Regions from separate parts of the Homo sapiens genome. Here all the other regions are linked to region 3. Evidence: chromatin loops called from intact Hi-C (ENCODE). Cell type or tissue: endothelial cell of umbilical vein. All regions are shown on one strand. Links, peaks and the distances in the headings refer to the core of each region. The heading gives the core; the rest is flanking DNA.

Region 1 (10,971 bases), core at 1,790-9,789, 69 kb before region 3:
CTCAGGAGATCTGGTTGTTTAAAAACATGTAGCACCTCCCATCTCTCTCTCTTCTCCTGTTCTGGCCTTGTCAGATGTGCCTGCTTCTCCCTCAACTTCTGCCATGATAGAAAGTTTCCTAAGGCCTCCCTAGCAGCCATCATGCTTCCTATACAGCCTGTGGAACCTTGAGCTAATTAAACCTCTTTTCTTTATAAATTACTCAGTCTCAGGTATTCATTTACAGCAGTGCAAGAATTAATACAACACCCAAGCCAGAGGCCATCAAAATGCCAGTGGTCTGGCTTAAACACATGATGCAGGCCAATCAGATTTTTGCTCCTGTGAGTTTGACCTTTGAGGGAAGCTGTCCTTAGAGATGGGTGCATGAGATGAGAGCTCCTGATATCCAGCTAGGACTGGTGGTCATGTTGCACTGGGTACAAGTTTAAGACACAAAGAGGCCTATCTGCAGAGGCAAGAGATTGGTGCACAAAGAAAAGACCAGAACCAGAGAAAGCAAAAAGCTGCCTCAGTCCTGAACAGCTTTCTATTTTCCTAGAAGGACTGTGTTCTGTGCTCTGTTTTAGGATCCCAGATGATCCCTGTATCCTTACAATTAACACCTCATAGTATTTGGGTGAATTTGAGTGACTTCTCTTCCTTACAACCAGAAAGCCCTGTAGTAGTCTGTTCTCACGTTGCTAATAAAGACTTACCCAAGACTGGGTAATTTACAAAGGAAAGAGGTTTAATGGTTTTACAAAAGAAAGAGGTTTCATGGTTTAACTCACAGTTCCACATGGCTGGGGAGGCCTCACAATCATGGCAGAAGGCAACAAGGAGCAAGTCATGTCTTACATGGACAGTGGCAGGCAAAAAGAGAATTTGTGTGGGGAACTCCTCTTTATAAAATCATCAGATCCCATGAGACTTATTCCCTATCATGAGAATAGTATGGGAAAGACCCAATCCCATGATCCAATTACCTCCCACTGGGACCCTCCCATGACATGTGGGAATTGCGGGAGCCACAATTCAAGATGAAGTTTGGGTGGGGACACAGCCAAACCATATCAAGCCCTCTCTAGAGCCATAATAGGTCCCAAATGGCAATGGGGAAAGCCAGAGGTTCTGGCAGCCCAAGGTCAGGTAGAGAAACAGTTTTCAGCTTCTGGGCTTTTTACCCTCAGTCTGGAGCTCCAGAACTGGGGTGCCCACCCTGAGGTTTCACACCAGGAGAGAGAAGGAGTGTGGATATTGTGCCCCCTCCCTTTCCTGCTAGGGTTGGGAAAAACAGGTTTAGAAACTTGCAGGAGTTGGGCTGGCCACTAATTTCCACAAACTACCTTAATGTCTTATTGTTATTAACATTAGCCATTGCTCTTAAAACACACACACACAGCAAGGATGTTGCAGGGAGAGCCAAATAGAAATGACAACTTCTTACTCCCTCAGCCTACTTTAAGCTCTTTCCTTTGGTAATACCTGGAATGGTTTTCAATTAAGGGCAAACCTGAGGGCCCTGAGGACTGTGAACAATCTCAAGCCCTCTGCCACATTGCTCCTCTCAAATGCCAGGGGAAAAAGGTTGAAAATCTTGAGAGGCAGGGACGGTGATTTTCTTTCCTTGGAGGCCTAAGCTGACCATGTGGCACTGGCCCCATTCATCCGCTGTGCGGCAGAGTAAGTTCTGCTTCTCTGCCCCATCCCTGTGGTAGCCCCAGCTGAAGCTGATGAATCTTATACTTAGAGTCCCTGGTGTGCTGGAACTGGCTCATCTCAGGTCACCAGAGCCAGCTTGAAACTGGCTATGGTGGGAGTTATTTATACCACCAAAATCAGCAAGTGCTACAAATCAGCCCTCCACCACCACCCCCACCCCCACCCCCGCCCCCGCCCCAGCCCGTTTTTAAACACCTCCTAGCACACCACTGCTTAGTCTACTTGGGTGTTAATATGATAGATGACACCTGAACTTGGCTCCATACAGCCTAGACTGGTTTCCACCTAAGTGAGGGTGGGCATGTGGGAACGGGGGTGGGGTGGGTGTAGAACTAGAGAGGTGCAGAGTCACCTTTCCCAAGAGCAGGCAGTACTCTGCCCTGTGAATCAACAGCTGGGTTTTGTTTATTTGCACTGGTTTTCACCAGATCTAGAAAAAGGAGTTTGTTCCCCACCTCCCTCAAACAAGCTTCTTAAAACTTGCTTAGAGCTGCCAAGACCTCTGTACAAGTCCTGTGCATCAGAGTACTTAGGCAGTGATGCCTTCCCTCTGCTGCTCCATTTGCTGCAGGAGGGAGGTGGGAGCTCCGTGAGACGGAAGCCACCACAAGTTCATTCTCCAAGGTCAGTGGAACTGTCACTAACCATTCCAGGTCTGGTTGCCTCACTTGGGGAACCACAGAATTACTCTTTCCATTGGTAACTGCTGAGGGCAAGAGGCCCAGAGGTTGGCATTGCCAGTATACAGCCAGCTGTGAGACCCCAGGAACCAGGCTTGGTCAGAGGCCCCACCACCTCCGAGCTCACTTAGTGACTGACTTTTAGCGTCCTCTGGGAAGCTTACTGAAACCAAAGATCCTGACTTGGTGTACATGGGATGAGGCCCCAAATTCTGCAGTGTGTGTGTGTGTGTGTGTGATGAGATCTCACTATGTTGTCTGTGCTGGCCTTGACCATATTCTGTGTTTTTGATGACACTTGGGATGATTATGAGGCTGGTGACCCTCAAAACTCATTTTAGGGTCAAATCCAGACATGACTGATGCTTTAATAGACACATTTCTTTTTTTATTAAATATTAAGCTTTTCTGGGTTCTGTGTATGCTGTTGTTAGCAACTTTCCTTGTGCCACAGATGTATGAATAAGAAGCTTCTTCACTGTGTCTTGATTAACATAAGCATAATATGGAAAAATCCATATTTAGGTAGATCATAAATTGGTAGCTATATGATGAAAGACCTCACCAAACTTTTCCTTTAAATACTGGAATGAACTCACTTACTTTAAAAGATTAGATTTTCAGTAACCCAATTGCCAGAAACTATTTCAAGCACGCAGGGATTCTGACAGGATCTAAATCGACACACCTTCCTAACTTTAGTGCTGATTAGAGTCAGGGAGGCTTTTGGCCAAAGCAGAAATCACTACAAATACAGGCTGTCAGTGACAAAGCCACGGTTTCTCCTTCACCTCCTCTGTCCTGAATAGATTTGAGTAAGTGGCAAAAAAGAATATAGGCTTAAGTATCCCATCTGCAAAAGAAAAATATCTTAAAGGGGCAATGTGTTCTGGAAAAAATCATGGGATTTCGAGTGGGCCTTTGAATTCTCATCATAGCTTTTCTGACAGGTTATTTATCCTGTCTGAGTCTTTCTCATTTTAAAATGGCGCAGGGAGGTGCCGGGCGCGGTAGCTCACACCTGTAATCCCAACACTTTGGGAAGCCAAGGCAGGTGGATCACTTGAGGTCAGGAGTTTGAGGCCAGCCTAACCAACATGGTGAAACCCCATCTCTAGTAAAAAATATGAAAAAATTAGCCAGCTGTAGTGGCGCACATCCGTAATCCCAGCTACTCATGTGGCTGAGGCAGGAGAACCACTTGAACCTGGGAGGCGGAAGTTGCAGTGAGCCCAGATCGCACCACTGCACTCCAGTCTGGGCAACAGAGGGAGACTCAGTCTCAAAAAAAAAAAAAAAAAAAAAAAAAAAGGTGTGTGGCAGGGGAGAGGAGATAATTCCTGTGTGGCAGAAACATCAAGAGGGATCCCCACCTCATAGAGTTGTTTTGAGAATTGAATGATTTAAATTTGATCGCTAATGAATTAAATGAAATAATTGTGTCTGGCAAACATTTGGGACAATTGAGTATCAAAATACATACATTAAAGAATTCCAACAGACATGAGTGATGCTTTAATGACACATATCTTTTTTTATTAAGTATTGAGGTTTTCTGAATAAGAATTCATGAGTCCATGCTGATATAAATAAGTAAGGCATACAAGAAAGTTCTTCCTTATGGTTGAAAGCCAATTAATAACTGTAGAAGGAATGACAGAATTAGAATATCACCATTTGGCAACCATAATAATAAGTATATGAGTCATCAAGAATTATCAATGAATGATTCACATAGGATATTTACACAGTTTCAAAGTATCTCCTCACAAGAGACTTATTAATCACAAGGGATAAAACAGTAGCTGTACGGTAGAGAAACCTAACAGACACCAACTTTAAATGGGTCTAACTGACAGCATGTCCCTCCTATGAGGCATTGAGAAGAACTGAAAAAATCCTGGAAAAAAAAAAACCCCATATAACCTGAATCTCACCATAAGAAAGATAGACCCAATTGAGGGGCATTCTACAAGATAACTGGGCTGTTCACTTCAAATATGTCAACGCCATGAAATAAAAAGATTCAGGAACTATTCTAGATGTCCGTGGACATGACAAGCAAATGCAACACGTAACTGGGTTTTCTTTGGCTAGAAAGGACATTATAGGAACAATTGGCAAAATCTGAGGAAGGATTATAGACTAGATAATTGTGTTCCATCAATGTTAACATTGTGATTTAGATAATTGTACTGTGGTTTTGAGAGGCAGAATTTTTAGGCAGGCTTTTAGGAAATGTACATAACTATTTAAGGGAATAGGGCATCAGGTCTCCAATTCACTCTTAAATGGTAAAAGAAAAAATTTAAAGGGAGATAGATGATAGATAAGGCAAATGTAGTAAAATGCTAACTTTTGGGGTATCTGGGTAAAGATTGTCCAGGAATTCTTCACTGTTTTAGCAACTTTTTTGTAGGTCCGATGTTATGTTTTAAAAAAGTATTCAGTACATACTGAGACCTGCTGTTTTATCTTAATGATGATAATAGAACATTGAGTCTATTGTAAGGAGTTTAGAAGCCAAAAAGAAAGCAAATACAAAACCAACACAGGGATTTGCTAGAGGGAAGTTTGGGGTTTTATAGTGCAAAATGTAACTGGCCACCAACCTTCCCTCATTCACCTTGATTTAGGTCCTCTTGGTGGCTCTGGTCCCAGGACTAGGGGCTGAGGTGGAAGGTGTGATCTTATAGGAAGCGCAGGCTTTATGAAGCATGTCCTGTGTGAAGCAGAAGCCAGTGTGCTTCACTCTGATGTTGTTTCTTAGGCTCATGCCTGGAAGGTACTGCAGGATACCGGATACTGGGTCTACCTTCCAGCCCCAGAGGACACTGTAAAAAGCCATCTCGGGCTAAAGGTTTCATCTTGGCCCTGTTTCTGTCTATTTGGAGGACATAAATATAAGAGAGTACTTTTGGCGGTACAAAGTGCCATCCACATGTGTCAGTCACATACACGTGCTGGTGGAGCCTGTGGCTAAGAGGGCAGCCTCTGGAGTCAGACAGGCTGCTTCCAAATCCCAGATATGCCACTTACCCGGTAGGCGATTTGAGGGAGATCATTTAACCTGTCTGCCCTCCACTTTCTGCATCCATAAAATGGGGATAATAACTGTAATATAGAGCAAACTAATAGGATTGGTGTTCAGTAAATGAAACAGTGCAAATGGCAGAGGCTTTATGTTCATGCATCCCAAAGTATCTTCAAGTGTAAAATAATTCTATTATGCTATCCTGAAATTACCTAGAATCAGAGCAATTGTATTAAAATTTGCTGTAACTTGTCTCATTCTCCTTGACCTGTCCTGGCCAGCCTATCTTCTGATGGCACAAATCACCAATTGCTTTTATTGTCGATTTTCTCTTGGTGCCAGTTCCTACTGGGCTTCTGGGGTGGGGCCTGGCTCCTCTCCTACCTCAAGATTCTAATTTGCTAGGAACCTTGGGACTCCTGAGATTTCTGTGCTTCTGCAGGAATTTATCCTGCTTGAGAAGCTCACCTGGAAAACGTGCGGCTGAAGATGGAAATTCAACGTTAGGCCCCAGAGCTGTGGAAGGTGTTTTCAGTTTGGCCTTCTTGCCAGGCACACTTGAGCCTGCACAAATTCTGTTCCCCACGCAGAGACAGGGAAAGAAAGCTGCCTTGCTGTTAGGACTGTAAGACTACACCCAGGATCTCAGAACAGCACTTCCCCCACCAATCTGTCCACGGTGGCCTTAGCCAAACCCGAGGAATGAAGGCTTAACGGGAATGTGTCATAAGAAAAATATTCCATTAGAGTTTTCTCTCCCAGATTCCACGCCCACATTTCTGCCTGCCTGTTGGACATCTCCAGTTAGATGACCCACAGGCACGTCCTTACCAAAACAACATGCCCAAAACGACACTTCACTCTCTCTTCCTGTCTTGGGTAGTGTCACAAGCCAACTGAAAAGCCTGGAAATCCTCCTCCCACATCTCACCCCTCCTGTTAGGAGGTCCTTTCCATTGCAAATACCAAATGGCTCAGATTCGATTCTTCCTCTTCGTGCCGCACATATTGACGTTCAGGGCTTCAAGATCTCTCGCCTGGACTATTTCAGCAGCCTCCTAACAGTCTCTCTTCTCCCAGCTCCCGCCTCTGGCTCCTCTGCATGTTAAGAGCAAAGTCGCCCCAAAGCAGGAAATGGGATTACTCTCCTATCGTGATGAAGCCTGTGTTGCCTCTCCCAGTGACTCAGGGATGGAGTGTGGACTCTTGAGTTGCCATGTAAGGGCCCAGCCCATTTCCCCAGCTTCATCTCGCCATGAACACCCCTCCCTCCAGAATCCCAAGCTGCTCACGGGTTCCCTAACTCCTCCTTAGGCATTTGCTGGTGAGCCTTTGAACAAAATCTTCCCTCGGTCTGGACCTTCTCTTCTCCCCCTTTTTTAACCTGGAAGATTCCTACTTACCCTTCAAATTCAGCTGAAAAGTCACCTTCTCAGGAAAGGAAGTCTCCCTATGCCCTCTTCTTTCCTCCCAGAGCAAGTTTTCAGTGCCTTTTGCATCATAATCTATTAGTTCATCTTGTGGTTGTTGGTTTATATATTTACACTAAATGCTTTTCAAGATCAGGGATTCTGCCCTGTTCACTTCTGTACTCCCAGGTGGACATGGTGTTTCTTCAGGAAAGAGTGCTTGGGTGGGTGTGTATATAATGCACCAACAATGCCACAGAGCAGCCCTGATATGGTTTGGCCATGTCCCAACCCAAATCTCATCTTGAATTGTAGCTCCCATAATCCATCCCCACATGTTGTGGGAAGGACCTGGTGGGAAGTAAGTGAATCATGGCGGCAGGTTTTTCCCATGTTGTTCTTGTGATCGTGAATACATTTCACAAGATCTGATGGTTTTATAAATGGGAGTTCCCCCACACATGCTCTCTTGCCTGAAGCCATGTAAGATGTGCCTTTGCTCCTTCTTCACCTTCTGCCATCATTGTGAGGCCTCCCCAGCCATGTGAAACTATAAGTGCATTAAACCTCTTTTTCCTTATAAATTACCCAGTCTCTGGTATGTCTGTATTAGCAGTGTGAGAACGGACTAATACAAGCCCTGTACACTAGAAGCACTGCCCTTTGCTGTAGCTTCATAATTCTGCCTAAGTACTAGAAGGTTGATGCTATGAAAGGTGGCATTCAAGGCTCCAAATTCACCTTTATCTCAAACTTCTTTCAATAGAACTTGTCTCCTTTCTTTACCTGCCTTCTTATCCCCTTTCTCAGCAAATCTCTGAAAGGATGTCTCTCAGCCATAAAAAAAAACATTGTATTGTGTATTTGCTGGCTACAGAAATTTACTTTCCTGTGGAATCAGAGAGAGAACTGATCTTGTTAAAAGGCTCTAGCTATAATCCCTTAGAGAGAGGATCCACTGAGTAGAAAACTGTCAACAGTATAAAACGCTGACACTTTAGGTGTCTATTTCCACACCCAGCCATGTTTACGTATGATATTTAGAACCAGGATTCAACTGACCCTGGCACTCAACAACCTTCGTTCTAATTTCTTCCACGTTGAGTTTTGTTCCAAGTTTCTGACCGTTTCTACTCTGGAAGGTGGCCAGGGTCCTGGGGTGGCCACGGTCATGCCAAGTCTCAGTGCCCCCTCCGCTTCAGGGGCTTAGACCGCCACTTGGAATGCGTGCATTCTGGCAGGTGCGGTGCATGCAGGGGTCAGACCCCTATGGTTTGATGAGATAAGAGCCTCCTGCACAGAATCTCATTTTTTCTCCATCTGCACCGCCATTTGGGCCTCGGGCCTCATGACTCACACAGTGGCTATCCATCTGCCCATTTACTCCAGAAAGAGAAAAGGACTTCTTTGCACACAGTGAGTCATCGTATCACATTTCAGAGCCACCTGCCTGACTCATAGACTATAGCAGAGCTCTGTAATAACGGGGCTCCCTATTGCATGAAGATGAATATTACTTGCATATGACCCTTTACACCCCCAAACCAACTTGATATTCCCACCCTGAGCCAATAATGGGATAGGTCAGGGTTGGCAGATTTTTGTCCTCCTGTTCTTGAGTCCCCTCCCTGCACCTTGAAGACATGCTAATTGATGGATGAGCTTTCCTGTGCTGAGGCCAGCAGAGGCCTCAGCATCAGAGTTAAGACAACACTCCCAGCGGCAGCCCTTCACAATTGGTCAGACTTGGTTCCAGAGGTTAAACCATATTGATATGCTAAGGTTAGATTGGGAAGACAGGACTGTTTTCAGGGTGGGCACTGTGGTCTCCAGAAGGCTACCCTTCTTTTCTTATATAGTTAATTATTTGAATCAGGAATACAGAGGGAGGTAACATACACACAGGGTACGAAACTCAAAAGGTATGCAAGAGTATGTAGTGAAAATTCTCTTTCCCATCTCAGTTCCTCAGTTCTCCTCCTAAAAGTAACCAATATCATCAGGCTTTTTAAAATTTTTTTTATTTTTATTTTTTTTAATTGAGACAGAGTCTCACTCTGTTGCTGAGGCTGGAGTGCAGTGGTGCCATCTTGGCTCACTGCAACCTCTGCCTCCTGGATTCAAGTGATTCTTCTGCCTCAGCCTCTCGAGTAGCTGGGACTACAGGCGCATGCCACCATACCTGGCTAATTTTTGTATTTTTAGTAGAGACAGGGTTTCACCATGTTCGCCTTGCTGGTCTCGAACTCCTGGCCTCAAGTGATCTGCCTGCCTCAGCCTCCCAAAGTGCTGGGATTACAGACATGAGCCACCATGCCTGACCAGGCTTTTTAAAATGTGTATTTTTTTCCATATCTTATATTGACAGATACACACAAATATACACAAAAATATTTTGTGTGTGTGTATACATAAGTGTATGGATGTATCTATAGATAGATAGATAGATAGATAGATAGATAGATAGATAGATGATGACTGATTGATAGATAGATAGTAGGTGGGTAGGTGGATGGATGGATGGATGGTTAGATGGTTGGATGGATGGATATATAGATAGTAGGTGGGTGGGTGGATGGATGGATGGTTAGATGGCTGGATGGATGGATGGTTAGATGGCTGGATGGATGGATGGATAGATAGTAGGTGGGTGGATGGATGGATGGTTAGATGGTTGCATGGATGGATGGTTGGATGGATGGATGGATGGACAGATTGATAGTAGGTGGGTGGTGGCTAGATGGATGGATGGTTAGATGGTTGGCTAGATAGACAGTAGGTGGGTGGATGGATGGATGGATGGATAGTAGGTGGGTAGGTAGATGGATAGCTAGATAGTAGGTGGATGGGTGGATGGATGGATGGATGGTTAGATGGTTGGATGGATGGATGGATGGATGGATGGATGGATAGACAGTAGGTGGTCGGGTGGGCAGATGGATGGATGGTTAGATGGTTGGATAGATGGATAGATAGGTAGCAGGTAGGTGGGTGGATGGATGAATGGATGGTTAGATGGTTGGTTGGGTGGACACATAGATAGATAGATAGATATGCTATATTAGTTTCTAGGGTTGCTGTAACAGTGTGCCACAAACTGGAAATTTATTATCTCACAGCTCTGAAAGCTGGAAGTCTGAGATCCAGGTGTGGGCTGAGTAGGTTTCTTCTGAAGATTGTGAGGGAGAATTTATTCCATGCCTTTCTCCTAGCTCCTGGTGGTTTTCTATCAATCTTTGCCAGTTCCTTGGCTTGTAGAAGCATCACCTTGATCTCTGTCTTCATATTCATAAGGCGTTCTCCCTGTGTACCTGTCTGTCCAAATTTTCCCTTTTTATTCAGCACACCAGTCTTATTGGATTAGGGTTCAACCTAATGACCCTATTTTAACTTGATTATCTCTTTAAACACCCTATCTCCAAAGAAAATCACAGTTGGAGGTACTAGGGGTTAAGATCTCAACATTTGAATTTTGGGAAGGGCACAATTCAACCCATATACCACAGGCATCTAAGTATATGCTAATTTTTACACAAACGCTAACCCATTCTCAACACTATTCTGTGTCTTGCTTTTTTTCATTTTAATATTCTTGAAGATTTTTCTACATCAATACATAGAGACCTGCCTGCCTCATACTTTTTAATGGCTGTGTAAAACTGCAGTGAATCACATGGGAGTAAAATTATTTACTTTCATGGTGAGGGATACTTAAGCTCCGTTCTAACTTTTGTTATTACAATAAAGTTTCAATGAATGCCCTTGAACATATCAGTTCATACTTTACGTGAAGCACAGCTGTAACATATTAAAAATGGAATTGTTTGTTTATACGGTAAGTGTATTTTGATTTCAATATCTACATAAACTGTTCTTACTCAGAGAGAGGACAGAGATGAGTTTATCAGATTAGCTAACAGCCACCATGGGTCTATTTCAGGTTAAAATTCAGGACTAGGAATGGTTCATAGAAGGAAGGAGGGGGATCTTTTTAAATTGACACTCATGAGCCCCCCAGTTTGAAATGACGCCCTTGAGTTGTGCCACCAAAAAGTATTTCTCTGTGTCTGCTGCAAGACCACATCTTCACTACAGAGCCCATGGACTGAAACTGTGTCCAGAGATTCTAGAACCTTCCTGAGGC
Region 2 (10,971 bases), core at 1,299-9,298, 91 kb before region 3:
ACAAGGCCCTCCAGGGCCCAGTTCCTGCCCCTCTGACCTCACGCCCTCACTTGACATACTACAGCCTCATGCCTTCTTCATGTTCTCAAGCAAGGTCGGCAAACTATGACCTGCCCGTCAAATCCAACCTGCCACCTGTCACCTAACAATTCTGTAACTGCTCCCACATACAACATGGTCGTCATCATAAATCCTATAGGTATTGTTGAGAGCAGGAGGAAAGTTTGGTTGAGTGAGTGAGAGACCTTACCCAAGCCTTCCTGTGGTCTCTAGGAGTCATGGCAGAGTTCGCTGACACTGGTCTGCTTTTAACCAGCCTTGCCAGTGACCTTTCAAATTCCCTGAGGAGCAAAAGGCCAAATTGAACCTGAAAGAAAACACCTCTCAGTGTTGACTGAGTTGCAGTAGAAAATGGACCTGACAAAACGTTAGTACACTTTCTCAATTGGGTTAGCTCAAAATATGTTATTAGGTCTTTTTTCCAGAGGAAAATGCTTACACAGACCCTCTTCCTCCCCACTCCTTCACCTCTACAGGAGAAAATGAGGCATTACAGAACACTATTATTCTGTCAGGCGGTGGGTGGGGTGGGGGGTCTTTTTCCTTGTTCCATTTCTTGTTAGTTTACTGCTGGGGATATGAGGTAAAGGCTGTTTAATTTGTATGCTGTGTAGTTGTCAGATTAAATGATCAAACCAATCAGAAAGTGCACGTGTGTGTGTGTATGTGTGTCTTTTTGTGTGTTTCAGGATTAAGAAGAATGAATAAGGAAGAGGAAAAGGGAGGGGCCCGTGGAGGGGAAAGTCTGTTGTTTCGTAATGATTAATCTTGAAGCCTTTGGATTCCAGGGGCCCCTACTGTGACTCTGGAGTGGCTGCTGCTGTCAGCTCATGGGCTTTGTGCAGTGGGAAATGGATGTGCAATACGTGCAATACCTAGAAATAATTCCAGTGTCATCCCTGGCCAATCTACTGGGAAACTGTCCATTTCAACAAGAGCACCTCAGACAGTAACTGGAAAGAGAAATAGCTCATATTCTCAGGAACGTTAGTCATCTTGAAGCAGCATGATTCGTGATACCTGGAAAATGCACATGGCAGTCACTAAAATTGGGTTCTAGGGATACTTTTAATAAGATTTGAGAGGAGCTGGATCCATTCATTCCCATGGTACCTAACACAGCACCACTACACAGCAGGCCTGTCCCAAATTTCCTTTGCTGCTGGAGAACATCCTCATGGGGGAGCCCCCAAGCTGCCTAGGAAATGGGTTAACAGGAGGGCACTCAGGGATCTCCTTCAGTTTCTCCAGCCATCTTCGCTGCCACGCCCAAGCCCAGGCCACCTTCACCTCTCACCTGGGCGCTTCCACTGGCCGCCTGACACATCTTGTCACTGGCTTCCACTCTTGCTCCCAGAACCCCTTCTTCACATAGCAGCAAGAGTCATCTTTGAAAATGAAAATCACATCATGTTATTTCCTGCTTAAAATCTATCAGTGGCCTCCCACTGCTCTGAGAATGACTTACAAGGCCCCTAGGGCCTAGTTCCTACCCCTCTGACCTCCTCTCACCCTCACTTGACATACTGCAGCTTTGCAGGCCTTCTTTATGTTCTCAAGTAAGGTCAGCAAACTATGACCTGCCAGTCAAATCCAACCCGCCACCTGTTTTTGTAAATAAAGCTTTACTGGAACACAGACACTCATGCCTTTGTGTCTGCGTGTTATCTGTGGCACTACAGTGGCAGAGTTAAGGAGAGAGACACTCTCACTATGAGGCCCTTTAAGAAATAGATGCACACCACTGTTCTAAAATCATGCCCAGCTTTTTCCCGTCACAGGGCCGTTGTACTTGCACTACCCACTGCTCTAGTCTTTCTCTCTCCTTTTACCACTACCTAAAATTATATGCTTGCTTATTGCTTGATTGTCCTGCCGAGCAAAATCTGGTCTGCTTGTTCTGTGCTATGTGCAAGGACCTAGCATGGTGTCTAGCACGTGGTAGGTGCTCAGTAAACATTTGTTAAATGAGTGAATGTACTTTAATTACCCAGGGGTCTGCACCTCTTTTAGTTAAGACTTCTTTTGGGGACAGTCAGCCATTAGAGACCTTAGTCACACACTTGCTCCCTGTCCATGGTGAGTGAAGGAGGGCAGAAGACATGAGTTGTGTACACAGGGATGTATGGTGTACATGGGTAGAGCCGAGAGAAAGTGGTTGGCAGGAAGCTCACCCATGTCCCCAGCAGCTTATATTTAGTATATGCTGTTGAGCTGAAGAGCCACTCAGGCAGCTTGTGGCAACACCTTTTGTGTTTGTATAGCATGTTGGACACTGGTGCAGTTCAGTGTTGCACATTGGCGCCATTCAGCCCAACAAGCACTTAGCATCTTTGATGTTCAGAGCATTGGGCTAGGCAACAGCAGTAGTAGTTAAGGTGACAGACTCTGGGATCAGATGTCTTGGTCTCTGATTCATTTTCATTGTCTACCAGCTATTAATATTTAATTTTGGCCAAGATGCTTAACTTTTCACAGCCACAGTTTTTCATCAGTAAAGTGAGGATAATAGCAGAACCAACTCCATAGTCATTCTGAAGATGAAAGGAGGAAACTCAGGTGTGAAGTGCGTATTCGCAAAGGGTCTGCCACCTGGCATGTGCTCAACATGTTATCATCCTTATCAGCATGGGTCACACCCTCTGGTTAAATAGAGGCCTGATACAGTGGGAAGGGAGTTGGTCTCTGGAGTCAAACAAGCTGGGTTCAAATTTTGGTTCCAGTATTATGACCATGCACAAATTATTTTACCTCTCTGAGCCTTAATTTTCTCATCTGCAAAATACAGATAATAATAATACAAGCTGGGATCCTGAGGATCAAATGAATCAACATGTCTAAAACTCCAAGCACACAGCAGCTTCATAACATATCTAAGTGTTAGCTTGTATCATTATAATTCACGAGGCAGAAGGGAGTTACTGAAGGTTGTGGAGCCAGGAAGTGCTATAATCCAAACCAAAACGCACTGAAAAACTAGATAGAGAAGCAAAGCTTAGCACGTTTGAACAGCATATAAATAGGACCCATGAATACTATGTGGAATGTACTATGAGCATTTTAGGTGTCTGGAGGAGGAGGGAGCAGGTAGAAGGGATTCCATGGTAGTATTTACAAAGGAAGTGGGGCTTCAGCTAAGCCTTTACATGGAAACAGAAGACAGCAGAAAGAAAGGGGGCACTGGTGCTGCCTCCCTCCTCTATTAGTAAATGACAATTTGCATTTTATCTCAGAGGCATTTGGGCACAGAAAAGTTATAGCTCCTAACTTCCTGTGAGCTAGTGAAAATACAGGTTCCTGTGTCCCATTCCCAGAGATTCTGCTTTAATTGATTTGCCATGGGGCCCAGGAATGTGCAGTTTGAATAAGCATCCTGAGGGTTCCGAAGCACATGGTCTGGCACATGCTTTCGTATAAATCCTGGCTTGAAGCCTCAGTGAGTCAGCAGTCCAACCCAAAGGCTGTGTTATCTCCTGCCATCTCCTGTGACCTACCTTTTGGCCTCCAGTTTGGAGGGCCTCTCTTGTCCCCTCTAATTCTTCCCTTAGCCCTCAAATTGCATTGTAAATGTTTTCACCCCAGTACCTGTGCTGTGGGTGAACAGCTAGCCAGGAAAAGGAGAAAGGTCTGAAGGAGATGGACTCAGTGCATCCAGTAGAGTAATAACTCAACTTGGAGCTTGGCTATAAAGCGGGAGGGCCTGGTTTTTGTTTTTTTGTTTTGTCAGTCTGGCTGCTTTATTCTTTCTACGTTTTTATTTTGGAGAATGGGTTTGATTTGTTAATTTTATTCTAAACATTTGATTTTTCCTGAAGCTTAGGTGGGTGGTAAGGGCCATCTGGTTTTACTAGGTCGCTACTAGGAGGGGGTCTTGCTGAGCAGTCCCGATCCAGGGTCTCCTACTGACTAGCCTGTACTGAGCATTTGCTCTGTGCCTGGCTCTGTGCCGAGTGCTTTATCCACACCAGCTCCTTTCATATTTGCAAGAACCCAGTAAAGGGAAGAGGGTCTTGTTGTCACCAGTATGAAGTGCAGAAACTGAAGTGATCTTGGAAGCTTTGGTTGGATGGATGGGCAGAGGGCAGGGGTATATGGGTGTTCTTTAAGAGTGGCATGGGAGAGCTTTGGTCATTGGAGAGGCCAGGTTGCTTTTAAGTTGTGTCTTCTTCCAAGGCACTTCTCTCCCAGACTGTCTCTTGTGTGGGTTGTCATGAACCCAAAGTATCCTTGCTGTTTATTCCTGAAGCTTAGTGATCTGAAATTGGCCAACTTTGGAGGCCAACTAATAGATGTTTAACCTTGTCTTTTCCTAAGGAGGCACTCAAGGTGTACCCAAAGTTGACTGACACTGATCTTCTGGAAGCCTCAAGGCTGATTCTTTTGCTGCCTCCCATTTGTCTCCTTTGGTTTCTGTTCTTGCGTCTTTCCCTACAAACTGAAACTAGAATTCTGTAGCAGTGTCGGAGCGGAAATGCTTTTCTAAAACAAGCTCAGGAAGTCATTTAATTAGCCCAGGAAGGGAATAGGGGAAAATCTATTCTCTCCAAATAATCTTGGAAAATTGGAGTTTTCCTAACACATTAAGAGTAAATGTCCTGCCTCACTGCAGAGTGATCTGTACATCTTCAGTTGACAAGCATGAACATCCCCCACCTCTTAGTCCCATGATTCCTTCTCTCTTCCTTCCTGCTATTGACTACTGTGCAGACTCAGCTGGATTTTAGATAATCTTTATAATATCACAATGGTTTCCATGGAGATGGATCATGATGTCACAAAAGTAGATATATATTCTTTGGATACTGAAAAATCAAAGGGCAATAGAGGGAGGAAGAGAAGAATTTTCAAACTGGTATATAGAGGAGGGGGAAATCTAGAGAACAGGAAAGAAAACTAAGAAAGGGTGTGAGTGAAACAGAGAAATGGCTATTCAAAGGCTATTCAAAATGACAGCAACCAAAAAAAAAAAAAAAAAAAACCCCAGAAAATTTGCAAGGAAATTAGAAGCAGGGGGTAAGGATTTGAAGGAAAGTAAGATGATGACAAGAAGCTGGATTGATTGATTGAGACAGGGTCTTGCTCTGTCGCCCAGGCTGGAGTGCAGTGGTGCAATCACGGCTCACTGCAGCCTCGACCTGCTGAGCCCAAGCGATCCTCCCGCTTCGGCACTCCCCCTCCTCCAAGTAGCTGGGACTACAGACACGCTCCATCAAACCTAGGTAGTTTTTGTATATTTTGTAGAGACAAGGTTTTGCCATGTTGCCCAGGCTGTTCTTAAACTCCTGGGCTAAAGCAATTCACCTGCCTCAGCCTCCCAAGGTACTGGCATTACAGGCGTGAACCACCAGGCCCAGCCTCTAGAAGCTGGATATCTTTAAAGAGTAGTTCTTAGCAGTCTTCCATGGGCACTGCACTGAGTACATAGTTGATACTGGGCAGGTGGGTGGGTGGATGGATGGAAGGAAGGAAGGAAGGAAGGAAGGATGGAAGGATGGATACATGTATGGATGGACCAGGACAACTGTTGCCCTCTAACAAGAGTAGGAATCTGTCACTTCTTTGTAGTTTAAACCAGGAGCTTCAGAAAATCCGTGAAACCCCTAAAATTGTACACAAAATTTTGTATGTCTGTGTCTGTTTCCTTTTTCATTGTAAAGAAAGTTCAGGACAGCTTTCATCAGAAGGCTTATATTCCACAAAAGGTTCAGAACCTTTGGTTTAAACTTCTAGAATGATGTAACTTAATAAGTGATTGTACTCATTGTCCAAGCTTCCTTCATACACACACACACACACACACACACACACACACACACACCCCACACACACATCTGCCGCCTGCTCTATCTGTAATGCCATCTCTTCTCGCTTTCTCTCCCCTTCCTGTACAGTTCACCCATCTCAGGAGCCTGGCTGGTTGGAGGGGACTCTGAACGGAAAGACTGGCCTCATCCCTGAGAATTACGTGGAGTTCCTCTAACCGTGGGCCCCAGCAGAACTGCTGAGCTTTACATGGTATCCATGACAACTGCTGATTCCAGTGTCGAGGCCATTTCTCTTTGCCACTGAGAAATGCAGCGTGACTGACTCTGTTGCTACCTGTCAACATGAATGTTTCTGTGAGCTCTGGTGTCACTCATCTCCATGATCATCTCAGCCAACATGCATCAGTACTGCAAGAAAAGAAGTCAATCAGCAGAGGAGAGCATTTGATAACTAAGAGGAAGACTTGCAAAGCCGTTTTCTCATGAGTACCCTGAATAGGGGGCACTCATTTTGTTTCAACGGTCCAAACGCCCAACCTTCAGAAAGAGGAAGTCAGATAGAAATAGTCCCTGAGAGCACACTGTGTAGCTAAGCCTGCTGGGGCTGGGTGAAGAAATTGGCGCTGAGATCCAGGCTGGATCCATTGCTTTTGTTTACAATAGGCACTCTCTCTACCCCACCTCTCAGTACTTGAGACTTAAAGTGCTACAGGCAGCTGGATCTGTTTGCATGCAGGATGAAGAGGGTTAAAACACTGTTTATATAAGATCCAATCTCTCACCATCTCTAAAGCAGCCGTTGGCCTGTCATCAGTGAGATACAATCCAGTCTTCTCATGCACGGGAACACACACACCCTGCGTTTCTCCCTCCCAGGCTAGGAACCTCTCTGCCACCAAGGGCTGCCATCCATCGCCTAGTAACCACGGCAACCCAACCTACTCTAAAACCAAACCAAAAAAATAAAATAACACATCCTCTTTGCATGACACATTTTTTTTCTCCCCTTTTTGGTACACTTTTTTTGAATGGTTTTCTAACAACTTGAAGCACAGGATCAAGGAATTAGGGTGGTCTACTTGAGGCAGATGGGATAGTAGCTGGGAACTGTTCCCTTTCTGATTAATTTCAGCAGCATCGGAATATATTTGGAGCACACCCTAGTAACCTCTTGAGATTAAATTACATAGTCTTAATATTTCTGTTCCTCCATGCAACTGATGTTTGTTTTTTAAAGGGTAAGATGCTGCCTCCCAATGGGTGATGCCATCTGACTGGTTTCCCCATGTCCTCCCATTCACCCATCTCTGCTCCCACCCTTGCCTGCCTCTAACCCACCACTGGCCAGCCCCCTTGCCCTACTCTGGGCTGCTGAACACTGGTGCTGTGGTGGTTTTCAAGGTTAATTCCTAGGCTAACCGTATGGCCTATAGTTTAAAAGCACATCTATGTTCACTGCCACTCTGAAAAAGGGAATTATTTCTCAGTCTTTCAAGGCTTGAGACTAATATAGGCCATTGTGATTCAGGAAGAAACCCAAGGTTGGAGGGTGGGATGAGTACCCTCTGAAAAAGGGAATTTGCTGGTGAAAAGAGGCTGGATCTTGTGGAAGACTGTCTTGGATGGGGAAGTACTACCTGGAGATTTCAAATTCACTTGGCCTGCAAACAACAGAGTTATCCGTATCTTCCACATGTGAATGTCATTGCAAGGGTGACTCTAGACAAACTACAAACCGATGGACCGTCAAGCTCCCCAGGAGCCCCTTGGATGGCAGCGTTGCTTCAGAGTGTTTCCTGTTTCTGGAATTCCTTGTTAGGGAACTTTAAAGAAGAAAAGAAAAACTTGAATTGTGTTGAATTACTGTATCTTTTACTTTTTTTTTTTTGAAAAGATAAACTTGTAAATAGAGTGATTTGAAATACTATATGGCAAAGTTTTATATTTGATATTCTTTAAGTTAGTTGCTCACACACTTAGGCTTTGATTGCTGAAGAAGTATGTTTAAGAGGGAGAGAGGGGAGGCAAAGCTGAAGAGAGTCAAGGTCACTGTCCCCGCTTCGGCCTGAAGGAAAGAGAAGACATTTCTATGGCCTTGCTCTCTGCTGTCCTGTTGGTGGGCACGACACATCAGTGGTGTTCAGTCTTTATGTGTTTTTAAGCATCCCTTGGGCTTTGGATTTGGAGATGGGAAGAGCATCTCCAGGCAATGAGTTTTTCAAAGAATGCCTACTTAGTAGTAAGATGAAGCTCAGGATTTAAATAAGTGGGGTCAGGCATTCGAGTTTTTGTCTTTCTTCTCAGGTGTATTTCTTGGTACCCCCAAGATATCAGGCCAGAAAGAGATGAGTCAGTTGCTGTGCTCTTTACTTCTTTTTCTCCACATCTTCTGAGGCTTTAGAAATGTGGACAAGCTAGTTTTCAAATTTTGTGTGCGTCTGTAAGTTCTTAAAGAACCAGCTTCTTAGAATGTTCAGTTCTCAATGTGCTGCTGCTTTCCCTTCTCCTAAACATTTTAAAACTCTTCCCTTTCACCTCCAATTCCCGTGATCCCAAAAGAAGAGGAAGACTCCAGGAGGGGTATAGATTGTGCCGTCATAGCTTTACAGGTGGTTTTAAAGTTAACAGGGGTTTGTCATGGTGATTCACTACTCAGTTTATCAGCTCAAGGATTATACAGCTCTTTTCCGGGAACTCACCCAGGAGCAAGCGAGACACTACCATTGAATCAGGGAATGAGAATTAAGAATGGACAGGACCAAGACAGAACTCAAGAAAGCCACTGGGGAAAACTCGAGAAGAAAGGGAGTATACTAGTAGGTTAGATCTGTGAACCTGAGGACAAGAAGACCTTGGGAAATGGAGGCCTCAGGGGATGTGCATTCACATACTATTACGCTTCTCAAAGAGAGACCAACATCATGCTTTTAACACATTTGATGAGGTTTTTTATTTGTGTTTTTGTTTGTTTTTTGAGATGGAGTCTCACTCTGTGGCCCAGGCTGGAGTGCAGTGGCGCAATCTTGGCTCACTGCAACCTCCACCTCCCAGGTTCAAGTGATTCTCCTGTCTCAGCCTCCCAAGTAGCTGGGACTACAGGCATGAGCCATCACACCCAGCTAGTTTTTTGTATTTTTAGTAAAGATGGGGTTTTGCCATGTTTGCCAGGCTGATCTCGAACTCCTGACCTCAAGTGATCTGCCCACTTCAGACCCCCAAAGTGCTGGGATTCCAGGTGTGAGCCGCTGCGGCCGACCACATTTGATGTTTGAAGTTGTAATCTGTCCCATCATAAACTTACCTGGAGCTCATGTGGAGGAACAGAAGGCCAAGATCCTTGCTTTGGGGGTGCCTCACGAAGCATCCCTGTAGACATTTGGCCCCAGCTTCACTGCTTGGAAGCATGTCCCTCCCTCTTGAGTTGGCTCTGATTTGAAATCGGGAGAAACAGAGCTGCTGCCAATGGGATCTTTTAGGTAACTCCCTCCCTAGCTTCCGTGTGTCTGTGCAGTGCCCATGAGCTGCTGCCAATGGGATCTTTCAGGTACCCCCTCCCCAGCTTCCCTGTGGCTGTGCGGTGCCCTTGACAGATGGCTTCTCTGTTTCCCTTTGCCCAGCCAGGCTCCCCTCCTTCCTATTAGCTACAAAACTGGATAAACTTCAGAATATGAGCCAATGAGTAGGAAGGAACTTGAAGACTAAAGATTTTACTCTCTCCCCTATCCATGCCCCCTACCTCTGACTCTCTCTGTGTGAACAGGAAACTTTAGGGCAGATGAGGAGAATGAATTGGTTATCAGAGTGGAAGACCATGGCCCAGGATCCCTGAGCTTTCCCAGTAGCCTCCAGTTTCCTTTGTAAGACCCAGGGATCACTTAGCCATAGCCTGAATCTTTTAGGGGTATTAAGGTCAGCCTCTCACTCTTCCTTCAGGTTACTAACAAAATTTCGTAGCTAAAGAATGCCATGGCCGGGTGCAGTGGCTCACGCCTATAATCCCAGCACTTTGGGAGGCCGAGGCGGGCGGATCACGAGGTCAGGAGATTGAGACCATCCTGGCTACGACGGTGAAACCCCGTCTCTACTAAAAATACAAAAAATTAGCCGGGTGTGGTGGCGGGCGCCTGTAGTCCCAGCTACTCTGGAGGCTGAGGCAGGAGAATGGCATGAACCCAGGAGGCAGAGATTGCAGTGAGCCAAGATCACGCCCCTGCACTCCAGCCTGGGTGACAGAGCCAGACTCCGTCTCAAAGGAAAAAAAAAAAAAAAAAAAAAGAATGCCATGCCAGGAGAAGACAGCTGGTTTCAAATCCCTGCCCCCAGGCAAGTAAAACCCTGACTTGCTCAAGACAGAAGATCTTTTCTCCTGTTTTTCAAAATAAACATATATAGGGATGGACCCTGTGCATTGTGGCCTGCCTTGGTGTCCTAGAATTGGAGCCAGTCTTTAGCTTAATGTCTGAAGTATTTATACGGCCAATATGTGTTTTCTTATGTCAGACCACACTGTCTTTTTGAATATCAGTTCATTTCCTCTCACCGAGTGCTTTTCGGTGAGAGGCAAAGAGAAAGAATGAACAATCAAGTATTGACAGACTGGCATTAGCAGGACAGAGCCATACTAGTGACAAGGGCATCCCAAGGCACTTGCCCAGAGCTGCAGAGTTGTGTGTGCCATACCTGCGGCTCAAAGGGAAGGCCTTCTATCCCCTGAGTTTCTATCAGCTGAAAATGGCAACTGCTGTCTCAGTAAAAGCTCTGTCTTGACTGCAGAGGCTCCAAAAGCATTCACAGTTGAGGGGGAGAAAGACAGAAAGAAGAAGCCAAAGATAACCTGATCCCTGCCTGTCTGTTGGCACCTGTCATCCTCTGGCTTCTGCTCCCAAAAGCAAGTCTGGATGACTGAGTTTTGTGGACATGGCACTCCCGGAGACAGCAGTGGCCACCATGGCACCCAGAGTTTGCCCAAGTACTGAATGTTTTGTGAGCAACCATGTTCCCCAAGTAGGTAGCCAGCGCTGCAGAAACCAAACAGCCTCTTAGCTACCTGACTTTAAAAGGAATGACCTAGGTGTTCTGCCAAAGGAGTTATCTATCATCTCTGGCAAACTTGACAATCATCACTTACCTCGACAACCCTGCCCCA
Region 3 (8,000 bases), core at 1-8,000:
GCCCTTATTTTTCATCTATCTAATTCCTACTCAGCTTATAGATTTAAAATTCAATGTTACTTCTTCCTTGACTTCCAAGACAGAATTAGGTGACCTTCCTCTTGTTCCTGTGGCCCTATGCCCTCTATGGTGTGCCATGCTATTTTGTGACTGACTCTGCAACCTAACTAGCAGATAAACTACTTGAATACAGGCACTATTTTATTCATTTTATACCTAGTGACTGCCTTGTTGGTGCATATTTGTTGAATAAAAGTGCTAATTTCACAATAAATACTAAGCATATGTGTTATGAGATCACCACTACCTTCACAGAACTTGCAATTTCAACCACAGCAGAATTCCAAACTTTTTTCAGAGGAAAATTTTTTAATGCTGAGATCAGTGTTAATTATACAACTTGTTATATAAACAGGGATATGAAACTCTAACTTATAACTAGTTTCAGGTTTCTTTTTTTTTTTTTTTTTCCAAGACGGAGTCTTGCTCTGTCGCCAAGCTGGAGTACAGTGGTGTGATCTCGGCTCACTGCAACCTCTGCCTCCCGGGTTCAAGTGATTCTCCTGCCTCAGCCTCCTGAGTAGCTGGGACTACAGGTGACACCACCACGCTCCGCTAATTTTTGTGTTTTTAGCAGAGACAGGGTTTCACCATGTTAGCCAGGATGATCTTGATCTCTTGACCTCGTGATCCGCCTGCCTTGGTCTCCCAAAGTGCGGGGAGACCAAGAAACTTTCTCAGAAACTTCTCACTGTTGTGTGCATTCAGGTCATGGAGTTGAACGTTTCTTTTGATTGAGCAGTTTTTCAAACACTCATTTTATAGAATCTGCAAGTGGATATTTGGAGCGCTTTGAGGCCTACGGTGGAAAAGGTAATATCTTCACATAAAAACTAGACAGAAGGATTCTCACAAACTTCGGGGATTACAGGCGTGAGCCACTGCACCCGGCCCAGGTTTCTTCTTTACTTGAAAACCAAAACAAAACCCATCCAGTTCTTCCTTGAGGTTTTTTTTTTCCCACCACCCCCCGCTTGAAGATCTGTAATAAAACACAGATCTCCAAGTAAAAGGTATGCTTTTAAAAGGCAAACAGAAAAATGGACATGTAAATATGTCTGATACAGAAACATTTCCAACCCTAGGGAATAGTTTTGAGGCTGAAAAAAGGAGTAAGAATAATAAAGTTGCTGCATGTTGTGTAAGTTTCATTATTACATAATTTCCTTTCTTTGTATATAGTCTGGCTGTACTGAATTCAGTGTGTGTAAGAAGAACTGGTGGATAAACAAACAATATGACATATTCATGAAAAAAATTTCCCATTTTTATTGGGCAGTAACATTATGCTAGTCAAGCATATATATACTGAACTGACTACATTAATTACATCTGCTTACGTGTATCTTCAAAAGTAAAATGATAAATTTTTATAAGCTACAGAGACAAACAATTGCTTTCAGATATTTATATTACCTTCCAGGTTCATTCCAGCCTGAAGACATTTTCGATAGCGGCATGCTGGGCAGTTTTTTCTTCGAATTTTATCGATGATGCAATCATTCCTTCCAGCACATAGGTAATTGTGCTGTCCTATATGGAATAAAAGGCACTATTAAAGTTTCACAGGTCTTCAAACATATTTTATAAGGACAGCCTCTGTCTTTGTTTCCGGTGGAATATAACCAAGACACCCACAGGTATTGCCTTGAGGGAATGTTCTTGCCTACATTGCCATTATGAGGTCGAGAGGTCAAAAACAACAAAAAGAGTCTCCCTTTTTCTGTTCAACAAACTGAAAACAGTGCAATAAAAAACCTTATTGCAGTATTCACATATAAAAAAAGTACACAAATCAGTGAACCATTTAATAAATTTTTACAAACCAAGAACCTTTATGTAATCAGCTCTCAGATCAAGAAACAGAACAGTACCCCAACAGGCCCCCTTTCTGCCCAATTCCAGCCAGTACCCACCAAGGGTAACTACTTTTTTGATAAACTGTGTTTTACACAGTTTGATAGATTATGTTTTTTTATTTTTATTTTTTTGAGATGGAGTCTCGCTCTGTCGCCCAGGCTGGGAGTGTAGTAGTGTAGTGGCATGACCTCACTGCAACCTCTGCCTCCCAGGTTCAAGCAATTCTCCTGGCTCAGACTCCCGAGTAGCTGGGATTACAGGTGCACGCCACCACGCCTGGCTAATTTTTATATTTTTAGTAGAGACAGGGTTTCACCATGTTGGCTAGGATTGTCTCGATCTCAGGACCTCGTGATCCACCCGCCTCGGCCTCCCGATGTGCTGGGATTACAGGCATGAGCCACCACGCCCAGCCAATAGATTGTGTTTTAAACAAATAATAGTTTGGGGTAGATGGTTAACTGTATCAGGTTCAATTCTTTGTAAAGAATAGGCCACAAAATTGACCACTAGACTATAATTCACCTTTGTTCAGAGCTGCTCTCCAATGCCAAATATCTGTACCAGCTGTTTCAATTTCTTTTTGTACTCTATAAATATCCTAGCTTCTTTACTTGGACAGAAAATGGAAGCACTAACCCAATTCTATCCCCTATAAATCAAAAGTACGATCAACAGATACATCTATTGATGAAGTGGTTATAATACAAAAAAGTTATACCCTATAAGGAATCTCTAAATCACTGTCCTACAGTTACTGGAAGAAAAAAAGAAAAAAAATCACCCACTGCTAAAAATGAAAAATTCCAAAGTTTTGTTTATATCCAACTGAAATGTCAGGATGTGCACATTACGCCAATCTTGATTTCTTTATCCCAGGTATGTCTTGTGCACAGCTAAGACTCTGAGCTATAGGATCAGAGGCAATGTACCTTCATAAGTTAAAAATAGCCCTTTGTGGTTATTAGCATGAAGTTGGACAAGTCTATCTATCTGTTCCTTATCTATAAAATGAGGAGTTTTAACTAGTATTCACTATTTCATAACACATGGCCACGTACAACTAATAGTCATTTCCTGTCAATCCATTCATTCATTCCTTGACTCATTTATTTATTTATTTTTAGACAAGTTCTTGCTACGTTGCCTAGGCTGGAGTACAGTGGTGTGTCATAGCTCTTTGCAGCCTGAATCTCCTGCTTTAGCTTCCTGAGTAGCTGAGACTACAGGTGCGATGCCTGGATAACGTTTTTTTTTTTTTTTTTTTTCCTGTAGAGACGGGGTCTCGTTATGTTGCTCAGGCTGGTCTCAAACTCCAGGCCTCAAGCAATCCTCCCATCTTGGCCTCCCAAATTGCTGGGATAATAGGTGTGAGCCACAGTGCACAGCCCATTTTCCTTGAGCCACAGTGCCCAGCCCATTTTCCTGTCAACCCTTCTGATAAGACAATGAGATATCTTATTTTGGAGTTCCTGTGTCTTCTACTACTTGGTAAATTCCCTTTCTAACTAATAGAAAGATGAGTCTTCAAGTCAGCTGAAATTTTGTGACTTTGTTTTGTTTATATGGTATTCATTTTTGTGGTTAAAGTCTATTTTTGGCAAATAATTCTGGTTTTCTATTTATGGTGGGTGTGGTAGCCAGCCTCCCAAGATGGCCCCCAGTGATCTCTGCCTCCTTGAATGCATGGTCTTGTGCAGTCCCTTTCCGTCCTTTACCAAGATTGGTCTGTGTGGCCAATAAAATATGGCAGAAGTGATGGCATGTTACATGTGAAATCAGATAATAAAAGACAATAGTTCTGCTGCATTGATCACATACTCTCTTGGATCATTTGTTATGGGGGATGTAAATTATAATGCTACTCACGTTACTCCACAGAGACCACAAGGATGCCAGCTTTGGCTAGTGTAGTAGTCCCACCTATTGATTAGAGTCAAAAGTAAAGCCCACCCCTGCCTAGTGTAAAGCTCTGAATAAAGTGCAACAACTTGCTGATACCCATATTATACTATGCCAATTTTGAGGGATAATCTATAATTCTAGCAGGTATTAAGAATGGAGTGCTAAGTGTAAGATATTTTCAATTCACAATGGGTTTATCTGGAGGCAACCCCATTGTAAGTCGAGGAGCCATACTGAATGCGTATCACTTTCCCACCATCATAAAAGTTGAAAAATCGTTAAGTCAGGGACTGTCCGTATTATTATTATCACTGCATTTATATCGTGGAAATACTTAAGCAGTTAAGAAAGTGAGGAGTAAAGTGAGGACACGAAGACGCTTCTGTCTTCTGCGTATGTGTTAAGTAACATCCACTTTATTAGGAGCAATGCACAAAGCAGGGCTGGGCTTTACTTTTGACTCTAATCAATAGGTGGGACTACTACACTGGCCAAAGCTGCCATCCTTGTAATCTTTGTGGTGTAATATGAGTAATTTTATAATTTGCTAATGTATTAAAAAGTAAAACAAAAGAAAATGACTCATCTAACTCTCATGGATATGCAAACACAACATGAGACAAATAATAATAATCCTCATACAGTGAATGAATAATTGTTTCTTTAAAAAATTAATATAATCAGAGCTTTAGGCCAAGCTACTTTCAAACTGCTTTAGAAATAACTAAATTATATGACAATTTTTTTCCTAGAGGAGTCACTGGTAGTATTAGGACATTTTAGACTCTCTTCTAATAAATTTGCTATGGAATGAATTTCTCATTCTTTAGGGAGATAATGCTGTTGCCCTGTCAGCAGTCTGAATCCATAACAAAGTAAGATTTGTGTTAATACAACATTTATATAGTGAAATCAGTTTCTCTAAAATACCTTTCCTGACCTCCTCAGGCCGAGTTTCTCTCTCCCTCATCTATATTATAATCTCTGTACCTTGTCATTGTTAACTCATCTTTCACTTCAGTGGAGTGTGACTTCCCAGAGGGTAAGGATCAGGTCTTATTGGTATTTATACCACTTAGCACAGTGCCCTGGCTTAATAGAAAAAAAAAATGAATAAGAAATGAAATGAATATCTTTTTTTTTTCCTGTCACAGTTCTCACTGTGACTCATTTTTGCCAGGCCAGTAAAGTTGGTGACTTTGAAACCTATTAGCTTATGGAAGTTAAAGCCCATGTTTCTAATACAATGAACATTATGTTATGCCCAAACTTAACACCATCATTTCATATGATAGCACTTTCTTATAGTGTTACCTTATGCTCCCTGACCAAACTCCCAGACATCAACTTGTACTTTTCTATTTTATTCTAGATCTTTTTGTATTGTTGTTTTAAATACTTTCCTGCCCATTAGAGGACCTAGGAGCCACCCTCCTCTCCCCTCTTAACTGATATTTAGCCTTTCATGGGCTTTGCATATAATGGAAATTTCAAAATCCACCCTGAGAAATGAAAACCAAGTAGAGGAAAAATAAACTCTTCAAAACACACACTACCTTCCACTGCTCTTTTGAAGAAAACTTTACAGCTTCCACAAGTTAAGACTCCATAATGACATCCTGAAGCTTCATCAGAGCACACCAGGCAGAGTTTGGGAGGTGGTCCTGTTGTTGCTGTTGAGGAGCTGGATGGAGGAGAGCTTACATCTGGTCTCATGCTGGGGCTAAAGAAGGGGAAGAACAGTGTTATGATTTAACTGTCAAAGGAATATCAAAATACAGTTCTCTTAGCTTCTCACTTCATAGTCAGAATGCTCACAGTGAACTCTGGCTTCAAGTGCTAGCAGGCACTAAAATATCCTAGCTAAATATATTCAAATCATGTTATATTCTTCTTTAAACAAAATTAAGAATGAGGTCATTTCTTTTGAAGTGTCTCCAAAATAGAATGGTGTGGTTCTGGTTCACTTCTTCTTCTTTTTTTTTTTTTTTTTAGATGCTTAGGATTTATTTTTATAATCACGTTTATTAAGGTGTCACATACAGTAACATTTACTGTTTTCTAAGTCTATAATTTATGGTTTTTGTTAAATGAATATTCATGTAACTACTATCACAATCAGGAGAGAGGATATTTCCATCATCCCAAAAAGATGCCTCCTATGCCTTTAATTGCTTAGGCCATAATTTTTTTCCTAATTTTAAGATCTTATACAGGCATCTTTTAAAATTCAATCAAGTGTCATTACAATTCTACCCATGTTTCCTACTAGAGTCAAAATTTTTTTACAATCTTAAAGTTTTTGTCCCATGTCTCTAATTCCTAATGTCATCTTGGCTGAAACCACAATTTCATATGACTCAGAGAAGACTGATCCAGAAACATTTTCTATAACCTTCCTGTCTGGCTTGCAGTAAGATTGGACAAAGCACTAGGCTTTCAAAAGTGAGTTCCATTCTGCCCACTCCACTCTATGACTGTTTGGCTTGAAGAAGAAGACAGAAATGTGAATCTGCTTCTCTTACTAGGTCTCTAACATTTTTCATAGTCTCACCACAAAGAGTGCAGGTCTAGTGATTATTAGCTGTTTAAAAGATAATTTGTTGTTTTAAAAATTTTCAATCTCAAAAAAAATTGGAAAGAATTGTACAATGGATATATACTTTTCACCAATATTCACCAAGTCTTAACATTTTGCCACATTTAATGATAAAGATATATTTTTATAAACCAATGAAACAGTGATCTTTCTATTACTGGAGGAAAAATTAATTATTGCATTTCATATTACATGACACAATGGTTTTCAATGTTGTATTTTCCTAAGGAATTTTCCTCTTACGTGCTGACTTTAGAACCAAAACTGTATTATGCAGCTAAAATGATTTTGTAGCCTTCTGCTTGTAATTAGAGACTGCCCATTCCATTTTTGGTTGTGTTCTTAAGCAAATCTTCAAAAACATGGATGCTGGCAACCTGTTGATTCTGGAATTCTACATATTAAAGTCCGTTTTGCTTATCATCTATACAAGTTCATAAATATACTAGTACCTCTCTCTAAACTTTTCTTAATTTGCCTTTTCTCTAAAAAAGATGGAACTTAGAAATAAACTTAAATTGGGTGTTCGTTGTCTCTGTTATTCTTTATTATCTCTTGCTTTTATTTATTTCAGCCAATAACAGTAGTAAGTCTCAATTACAAATATGTTTAAACTAATTCACAGAGCAAAGTAACTTAAAATTTTTTTCTAGTTATCAATCTGGTTAGAAATTACATTTATCAAGTAATGTAGTTTGTTGCTAATGTTCCGTTTAGGAATAAAAGTTAAAAGGTAATAATAATGGAATGACAATTTCTTTTATAAATGTTACCTTAAGTAATTAAGCCAGTAAATCCAAACGATCGCCCTAAATTCTATCTTCAAATGAAGCTTCCTGAATCTTGCCAACTGCCTGCTTACCTAACAGGCTTAGTCAATAGGACAGCATTCCCACCACCCTAATTCTGGGAAAAGGCCCCAGGGTTTCACATTGTTCTCTGAACACTGTTAAGAAGAATTTGTAGATGCTTCCGTATTACAAGGCATTCATTCCCTGCTAGATTTGGGCGAGTGGACTGACTACACGTCGAAAGCCTGTAACAGAATAACCTGAAATGACTCTGCTGTAGGTCCGGCACAGGCCACCCCTGATTAATGGAAACTTGTGACTAATGTAGAGGAGCTGCTTTGGGCCAGAGTTTTCCAGAGAAGTAGGAAGGTCCTGGAACAGTGAATGGTGCGACAATGTGTTGGGGAAGCAAAAACTCCTCTGGCTTCTATTCTGAAGATACTCCTATTCTTGCTCAGCCAGTCTCTGTCACCTGACATCTATTTTTAGGGACCAAACAGTTGTTTGTATATTAGTTTACAGAAAACGAGTGCATTGTTTAAAGGTTAGGACAGTATTCTGTAATGTTTACCCCATTAATTATATATACACACATATGCATATATAGTATGTATTTATATTTTAAATAATAGTTTGTAGTACTTCGTAGTTTTAGCTCTCAATAACCCTGTGAAAATGACATCATCACCCCTGGATGCGGTCATACGGGCCGTGGCAGGTGGTTCATCAGGGAGCCTATCTACGGTGAAGCTGACATATTTTAGATCCCAGCTGTACCACTTCAC

Evidence for each region. A loop is a pair of places that touch in the nucleus more often than their neighbours do. Peaks named below come from ENCODE experiments on the same cell type or tissue, not always from the same donor. Only the 100,000 strongest peaks of a DNase experiment are listed, where the experiment ranks them.
Region 1: it touches region 3 in a loop (4-fold over the local background); 7 of 110 quality-filtered maps call a loop at or near these places.
Region 2: a loop joins it to region 3, with 1.9 times the contacts of the local background. A loop is called at or near these places in 2 of 110 quality-filtered maps.

The regions. Positions count from the first base shown.
Region 1 is chr5:143,237,987-143,248,957 of GRCh38, forward strand. It overlaps LOC124901100 (a long non-coding RNA gene), which reads right to left and starts at 7,096. Exons shown (of 2, transcript XR_007058982.1): 1 at 5,011-7,096; 2 at 3,896-4,026. In endothelial cell of umbilical vein, for the core only: no CTCF peak of the experiment used is centred there; DNase peaks (open chromatin) are centred at 4,095 and 6,155; H3K27ac peaks cover 898 bases.
Region 2 is chr5:143,216,407-143,227,377 of GRCh38, forward strand. ARHGAP26 (Rho GTPase activating protein 26) reads left to right here. Exons shown (of 23, transcript NM_001135608.3): 23 at 5,952-10,971. The coding sequence ends at 6,040. It overlaps LOC124901099 (a long non-coding RNA gene), which reads right to left and starts at 5,017. Exons shown (of 2, transcript XR_007058981.1): 1 at 1,358-5,017. RefSeq lists a silencer at 681-780 and an enhancer at 1,321-1,420. In endothelial cell of umbilical vein, for the core only: no CTCF peak of the experiment used is centred there; a DNase peak (open chromatin) is centred at 4,745; H3K27ac peaks cover 1,083 bases.
Region 3 is chr5:143,308,621-143,316,620 of GRCh38, forward strand. It overlaps NR3C1 (nuclear receptor subfamily 3 group C member 1), which reads right to left. Exons shown (of 9, transcript NM_000176.3): 3 at 5,382-5,548; 4 at 1,477-1,593. Among named protein-coding and RNA genes, the nearest start is that of NR3C1, 91 kb to the right of the region's middle. In endothelial cell of umbilical vein, for the core only: no CTCF peak of the experiment used is centred there; DNase peaks (open chromatin) are centred at 1,171, 3,051, 5,001 and 6,201; H3K27ac peaks cover 4,534 bases.